Regions from separate parts of the Homo sapiens genome. Here all the other regions are linked to region 1. Evidence: chromatin loops called from intact Hi-C (ENCODE). Cell type or tissue: PC-3. All regions are shown on one strand.

What was found. Hi-C counts contacts between places; a loop is a spot of excess contacts. Peaks named below come from ENCODE experiments on the same cell type or tissue, not always from the same donor. Only the 100,000 strongest peaks of a DNase experiment are listed, where the experiment ranks them.
Region 2: a loop joins it to region 1, with 8 times the contacts of the local background. A loop is called at or near these places in 1 of 110 quality-filtered maps.
Region 3: it touches region 1 in a loop (8-fold over the local background); 1 of 110 quality-filtered maps calls a loop at or near these places.

What each region holds. Positions count from the first base shown.
Region 1 is chr6:91,437,276-91,439,775 of GRCh38, reverse strand. No RefSeq gene overlaps it. Among named protein-coding and RNA genes, the nearest start is that of MIR4643, 83 kb to the left of the region's middle. In PC-3, no CTCF peak of the experiment used is centred here; a DNase peak (open chromatin) is centred at 1,005; H3K4me3 peaks cover 492 bases; H3K27ac peaks cover 1,352 bases.
Region 2 is chr6:91,703,491-91,705,990 of GRCh38, reverse strand. No RefSeq gene overlaps it. Among named protein-coding and RNA genes, the nearest start is that of CASC6, 14 kb to the right of the region's middle. In PC-3, no CTCF peak of the experiment used is centred here; a DNase peak (open chromatin) is centred at 1,240; H3K27ac peaks cover 701 bases.
Region 3 is chr6:91,505,364-91,507,863 of GRCh38, reverse strand. No RefSeq gene overlaps it. Among named protein-coding and RNA genes, the nearest start is that of MIR4643, 15 kb to the left of the region's middle. In PC-3, no CTCF peak of the experiment used is centred here; no DNase peak of the experiment used is centred here; H3K27ac peaks cover 264 bases.

The DNA of each region.
Region 1 (2,500 bases):
CTTCATTATTCAGGTATCAGATTAAATAGCACTGGAAGAAAGGGGATTCTGAATTAGACCATACTCCCTGTTAGACATTTTCATAGCACTCACCTTCCTTCATACCACTTATCATGATTGTAAATGGTAATCATTTGAATAATTATTCTTGAAGCACAGGTCATGCTGCATCCTCAATATAGAGTTACTGACACAAACCACTTGCTCAAAAATACTAAGTAATGAATATTATATATGAAAATATGTGGTTGTTGAGTACATGGGATGAGTAAATTTAGAACTAAAAAAGATTATTAATGCCAACTAATGCCCAGTGCCTACATTTAGGATAGCAGTCCAAATGATGATATTGGAAAACTCTTAATCAACTAACACACACACACACACATACGAACATTTAACTTAAACTCACTGGGCTGTTTATTTGTATCTGAAAACTTTTATGAGTAAGTATAGTATAAAGGGAAAAAGATGTCACAGGGCAGGGTGCAGGGCATTATGAGAAAAGCTGAGCAGATGGCCAGGGGATGTGCCATGCTTCATTATTAAGCACTTGTGTGACCTTCAGGCACTCTGGACCTTAAATTTCTTCTTTGTAAAATAACTTAGCTAGATTTGATCTCTATGAGACCCTATTTCTCAATTCTAACATGCAATTTTTTTTTCTAATTTTAATCTCTCTAAAATTGAGATGCATCTTACAATCAATGCTTTCTACATCCCTGTCAAGTGTGGTTGTGAGTGACATAAACAAAAGAAAAAGTCTTCCCTTGATACCTTCTGGAAAGATCAAGAAAACATTAATACTAAAGCACGTTAGATTCAGTGAAATACAGGGACTTTGAGCCATAAAATTCTGTGATACTAAGTTATTTCCTTTACCACCCATTTCCTAACATTTTAAATCATTTAAAATTAAAAGATAAACATTTATAAAATAGTGTGTCTTTGTGTGACTCACTGACCTGATTCCTGTTAATCATGCTGTAGGTCAAAATGGCCAGGGTGTTTAGACTCATAACTGACATAGAAATATTTACAGTATGTTTTCATCCATGGCTAACTCAAATACCATCACACATACATATTTACCTAAAGACATTCTTTTTTGGTTGAGAAAATAGTCCTCAACCCAGAATTCTCCAAATAAAAAGCTTCATTTCCCTACTCAGCATGAACAGAATCTACGTTGTAAAAGCCTAAAAACGAATGCTTTTGCCACTTTTCATGTCCTTTCACCATGGTAGATTTTTATTTTTTATGAATCAGGCATCATGTATTTATTCAAACAATTATGATATATTTTGATATATAAACACTACACTTACTGGGATGCCACCCACACAGACACACACCTCAGAAGCATTTTAGAGACCTTCCACTGTTCTATCGTTTCTTATTAATTATTTTGTGTTTCAACATTCTGCACACAGTCAATTTCAGTTAATTATACCAGGAATCTCTCTAGAAAATGAAAAGCACTGTATGCACACATTCACCCAAACACAGAATTGTATACACAGAGCCAACATCTGGACACATTTATATATGCCACCCCTCACAACCACAAAGATTTTCTTCAATGAGTTTTGTATCGTTTTGTCTTGAATACTTAATGTTTTCTATAAACTATATCACTTCCCCTTGGGGTTAAAAACGGCATATTTTTAAATCTCTCTCTTTATTCCTTGCTTCAGTTTGTTTTTAAACATATTGACTTAATGTCAAATCTTCACTTAAAACTGGCTTTTGCTAATTTTTGCTATGCAGCTTCTATTATTTAAGTAGAGGTGTTTGCATTTAACGCCAACTGAAGGCAGCGTGAGCTGTCTAGATGGTGCATTAGGGAGAATAGTTGATGGATTACAAATCTCTGCATTTCACCAACAAAAATGAATTTGAATCCATCAATTTTATTCCCTTATGCCAAATTTAGGAAGTTCAGTTTATGCAGATGTGTCAAAATATTACATTCAACACCTAGATGAACGAGTTAAATTAATTTAATTTTGCAGTTTGCTTTGATTGGGTTAGGCTAGTTCTATACACAAAGCAGAAACTCCAAGGGAAATTGAACCTAGTGAGGGAAGGGATCAGGGCAGTAGCAGCTGGGCTCAGCTGAATGGTCAGACAAAGTGTTAGAAATCAGTAACAAGGGAAGGGAGGTGCCTAGACTTTCCTTCTGACACCCATGCCTGTCTTTTACTTAACACCTATCTGATGTCCCTGAAAGAAAGTAACCACAGCTGTGAATAAAATTAAGATGAAAAAAGGCCATTGCGCTTGCAATGCAGAGCAGATCAGTCAGGGCGACCAAAATGAAAGAGAAAAAGGAACAATAATCCTGCTGTGTGGTTATATAGCACCTTTCATCAAAACAATGTGAGAATTCTCTATTTTTGCAGGCCAGCTCCCTAGAGGGCTTTGAAAGCAATTCAGGAGGGAAATAAAAGGATTGCAGAACAGATTTCAGGCTTGAATGATAAAATGGACATTCTGC
Region 2 (2,500 bases), 270 kb before region 1:
TATACCAAATGTCGAGATCCTCTCTCTAGTTTATTAATCTAGTCCATACTATGGCCTTAAGGTAATAAATGGTTGGCTCAAGTTACAGATGAGCTCTCCAACAAACTTGACCACTACTAAATATTAGCACTGGTGAGACAGGCTTGATTTAGAAGCACATCTGTTCTTGAGGCTAGGCTAGAAAAAAGCCTGGTATGATGGCTAATTTCATCTGACAATTTGATGTCCAGACATTCGGCCAAATATTGTTTTGTGTGTGTCTACGAGTGTGTCTCTGGTTGAGACTAACATGTGAATCTGTAGACTAAGTAAAGCAGGTTACCCTCTCTACTGTGAGTGGATCTCATGATCAATTACAACTTGAATAGAACAAAAAGACTGAGGAAGAGGGAACTCCTCCTCCCCAATTGCTGGGATATTGGTCTTTTTTGGCCTTTGGACTCAGACTCGAACACTGACTGTCCTTAAGTCTTAAGCCTCCTGGCTTTAGTTAATTTATTATAATTTCAACTTTTATTTTAGGTTCAGGAGGTACATGTGCAGGTTTGTTACATGGGTATTTAGGGTGATGCTGAGGTTTAGGCTATGATTGATTCCATAACCCAGGTAATGAGCATAGTGTGCAATAGTTTTTCAACACTTGCTTTTCTCCCTCCCACCTCTAGTAATCCCCAGTGCCTAATGGTGCTATCTTTATGTCCATGAGTACCCAGTGTGTAGCTCCAATTTATAAGCGAGAACATATGATATTTGGTTTTTGCTTCCTGCATTAACTTGCTTAGGATAATGGCCTCCAACTGCATCCATGTTGCTGAAAGTACATACTTTCATTCTTGTATATGGCTGTGTATTATTCTGTGGTGTATACATACAACATTTTCATTATCCAGTCTGCCACTGATGGGTAGTTAGGTTGACTTCATGTCTTCGTTATGGTGAATAGTGCTACAATGAACGTAAGAGTGCATGTGTCATTTTGGTAAAAGAATATATTTCCTTTTTGATGTATACTCAGTAATGGGATTGCTGGGTTAAATGATAGTTCTGTTTTAAGTTCTTTGAGAAATCTCCAAACTACTTTCCACAATAGCTGAACTAATTTACATTCCCATCAAAAGTGTTAAAACATTTGCTTTTTTCTTCAGCTTCGCCAGCATTTATTGTTTTTTTGACTTTTTAAAAACAGCCATCTGACTGGTATCAGATGGTATGTCATTGTGGTTTTGATTTGCATTTCCCTGATGACTAGTGATGTTGAGTATTTCTTCTATGTTTGTTGGACACTTGTATGCCTTCTTTTGAAAAAAGTCTGTTTATGTCATTTGCCCAATATTTAATGGGTTTATTTGTTTTTTGCTAGATTAATTGTTTAACTTCCTTATAGTTCTGGATATTAGAACTGTGACGGATGCATAGTTTGCAAATATTTTCTCCTAGTATGTAGGTTATCTGTTTACTCTGTTGATTTTTTTTTTTTTGCTGTGCAGAAACTCCTTACTTTAATTAGGTCCCACTTGTCGATTTTTTGTTGTTGTTGTTGTTGTTGCAATTTGAGGACTCAGTTATAAATTATTTGCCAAGGCCAATGTCCAGAATGGTGTTTGCTAAGTTTTCTTTTAGGATTTTTATAGTTTGAATTATTACATTTAATCTTTAATCCATCTTGAGTTAGTTTTTGTATATAGTGAAAGTTAGAGGTCCAGTTTCATTCTTCTGTATACGGCTAGCCAGCTATCACAGCACTACTTATTGAAGAGGGAGTTCTTTTCCCATTGCTTATTTTTGTCAGCCTTGTGGAAGATCAGATGGTCGTAGATTTGTGGCTTTATTTATCTGTTCTGTGTTCTGTTCCATTGGCCTATGTGTCTGTTTTTGTACCAGTACCATGATGTTTTGGTTACTGTAGCCTTATAATGTAGTGAAGTCAGGTGGTGTGATGCCTCTGGCTATGTTCTTTTTGCTTAGGATTGCTTTGGCTATTTGGGATCATTTTTGGTTCCATATATATATTGGCTAATACTCCTGATTTAGGTGACTAAAGCAGTTTCAAACCCAGTCACCACATGCTGTTCTCTCAATTGGCTTTCTATCCCTTAATATGGGAAGTTTAATGGTATATGGCATATTTAGAAACTGATCACTTCTAATCTTCTACATTGGTCTATCTTGGTGCAGTTTTGGGGGTGTCATCATTTCTTTCACGTATAATTGCACAATATTCCTAATTCTTTCTTGCTTTGTCCAATTTCACCCCTCACTACAGTCTATTCTAAACACAGTAGCCAGAATGATCCTATAAAAACATGAGTCAGATAATGTCATTCCTGCTATGGTTTGAATTTTTGTATCATCCAAAACTTATGTTGGAATTTCATTGCTGTTGTAACTGCATTAAGAGGTGGGACCTTTACAAGGTGATTAGGCCATGAAGGCTCCAACTTCATGGTGAGATTTGTGTCAAAAAGGTGAGTTCAACTCCCTCTTTCTCTCTCATGCTGTC
Region 3 (2,500 bases), 68 kb before region 1:
AGCGTTTGTTTGACAGCCATCAGAAGCTAGGGAAAAGATTTTCCTCATTAATGTTCATGAACCTTAGTTTCCAGTGATGGCATAGTAAAGTAACATAATCATAATGCTTTGCATTACCTCTCTTAATTTAAAAAAAAGCAAAATCTATAATTATTTCAACTCCAGTTTAGACCATAAACAATGAACAGTTCTTACAGAAAAAGGTCCTCTGTGTGATAAAAATAAACTGTTCAAATTTAGAAACAAAGCTGTAAATGTGAGGGTGAATCAATGTTCCTAAAAACCTAAGTACTTGAACACTCACAAGTTGGAAGTGAAGAAAATAAAGAAGGGAAAGTAAAGCACTTTTTCATTATTGTTTAATCAAAGTGAATTTTTAAGAGTCATGACACTACCTTTGAGAAACTGCCCTATAGATACCAACCTAAAAAAATGCAGGCAGAAAGAATCAGGTTTCTAATTTGAGACATAAAAGTTATCACATGCAAAACACAACAATTCAAACCATGAGGTCAGTTGGGATTTTTTTAATGATTATGTAGAGTCATATGTCATTAAGGCAAAACTGAAAATGTAAATGGGAGACTGTGAAATATTTAGTAGATTTAAAAATATATATCCTTTTTTTGTTTCTACCAATGTGGTGGATTAGATGTCTTAGAAAATCTCCTATATAAAAAAAAAAAAACACTTTAAAATAAAGGAGACCAAAAAACTCATAATTCTTGTAGGTATATATCTGAGATTAAACACAATAAGAAAAATCCCTAGAATCCAAAAATGAAGAAAGATGGAACCAAAGTAGCAGCATTATGTTGATGTTTAGGATTGATGGAGTCATGAGGCCAAGAAGAAAGTTGGGAGTTGGAATTGAGAAACACTTCATATGAAACTAAGACTTTCAAAAGCCTATGCTATGCGTGAAAGAGTGAGTCTTGAAAAATAGTCTAATTACAAGCCCAGGGAATTAAGAAAATTTACCCGTGTTGGGGGTCAGAGTGTGGGTTGGGATAAAGAATTCTTCGTAATCACCATTTTACCAACCTGTGGTTTCGGGTTTAACTATAAACCATAGATAATATCAAAGAAACTCGAGGTCAACACATTTTATTAGAGTTGGCCTGGACTGTTTACCATAGACACCAGCCAAAAGCAAATATGTATTCTCTCTGAATATACTTTCATCTCAAGGCTTTCAGTGTTGCCACAGAAAGTACATACCAAAGTTGTAAACTATACAATAAAACGAGTCAACATAGTGAATCAGGAAGAGCAACAAACAGCAAAAAGAGACATCTCCCAAATAAAAGGTTGAAAACAAAATATAAACTATCTATTTGTATTTGGAAAATGATAACATATAAATATGTTCTCTATTTAAAATGCTCAAGGAAATTAAAATTGTGTAGGAAATAAGAAAAAAAGTACTATCAAAATAAGAGGGAGAGCTCGCTATAATATCTAACAAAAAAGAAAATAACAGATATTAAAAACAACGTAAAATAAAATAGCAAATTAAATACACAGTTGAAGATACAAATTTGTATCTGAGCACAAAAAGAGGTGGAAAATATAAAAGATATGTTAAAGATATTAGGCATAGGATGACAATGACAAATATTAAATTAGATTCCCAGAAAGAATGAATATACAAAATGGGGCAGGAATATTCAAAGAGATAGATAATGTCTGAAATAACAGATTTTTCAAACTTAATGGAAGATAAAACTCTACTTCAAGAATAATAAATCTCAAGCAGAATTGTATATATGTATGCATGTGCATGTATTTGTGCATAGGTACATGTATCTCCATACCAGACATAATCTAGAGAAACTGCAAAATATCACGGATAAAGGCAGATATTAAAATGTCAGAGATTAAAAAGAAAGAAGGAAACCTTGGCCTACAAAAAAAGCAATTGGACCAACAGCAAGAACAAGGGTGGAAATAAAAAATATGTACAATGAGTGTTCAAAATGCTGAGAGAAAGTAATGTCAACATAGGATTGTATACTCAGCTAAACTAGTATCAAAGAATAAAGCAAAAATAAATAAATTTCAACACAACTTGAGAGAGCTTATTACTAGTGAATAGTCAGTAGAGGACTTCTGAAAAATGTATTTGAGGAAAAAAAGGATGGAAGAGCTGAGATGAAAAAAGAAATGTTAAATAGAAAAATTGGTAACTATGTGGGCAAATCTAAAAATATATCAGTATTACAACATCTAATTTCAGAAGCTGAAAAAATAGGTGTTACCAAAACACTAGAAAAATAGCAAGTATAAAAATAGGAGGTAATAGTGTTAAATCATTATAATATCCTTGGATTATTTTGAGAAAGATGATAAACATATTAATGTTAATTTCTAAATGTGTATGTGTTAAAATTTTAAAGATTTTCTGTAAAAGGTGAGAAAGCAAGTATGATAGTTGAGGAGATATAATAGGATAATAGTAATAATTAAGAATCCAAAAGGAGAACTGAAAAACTAACAT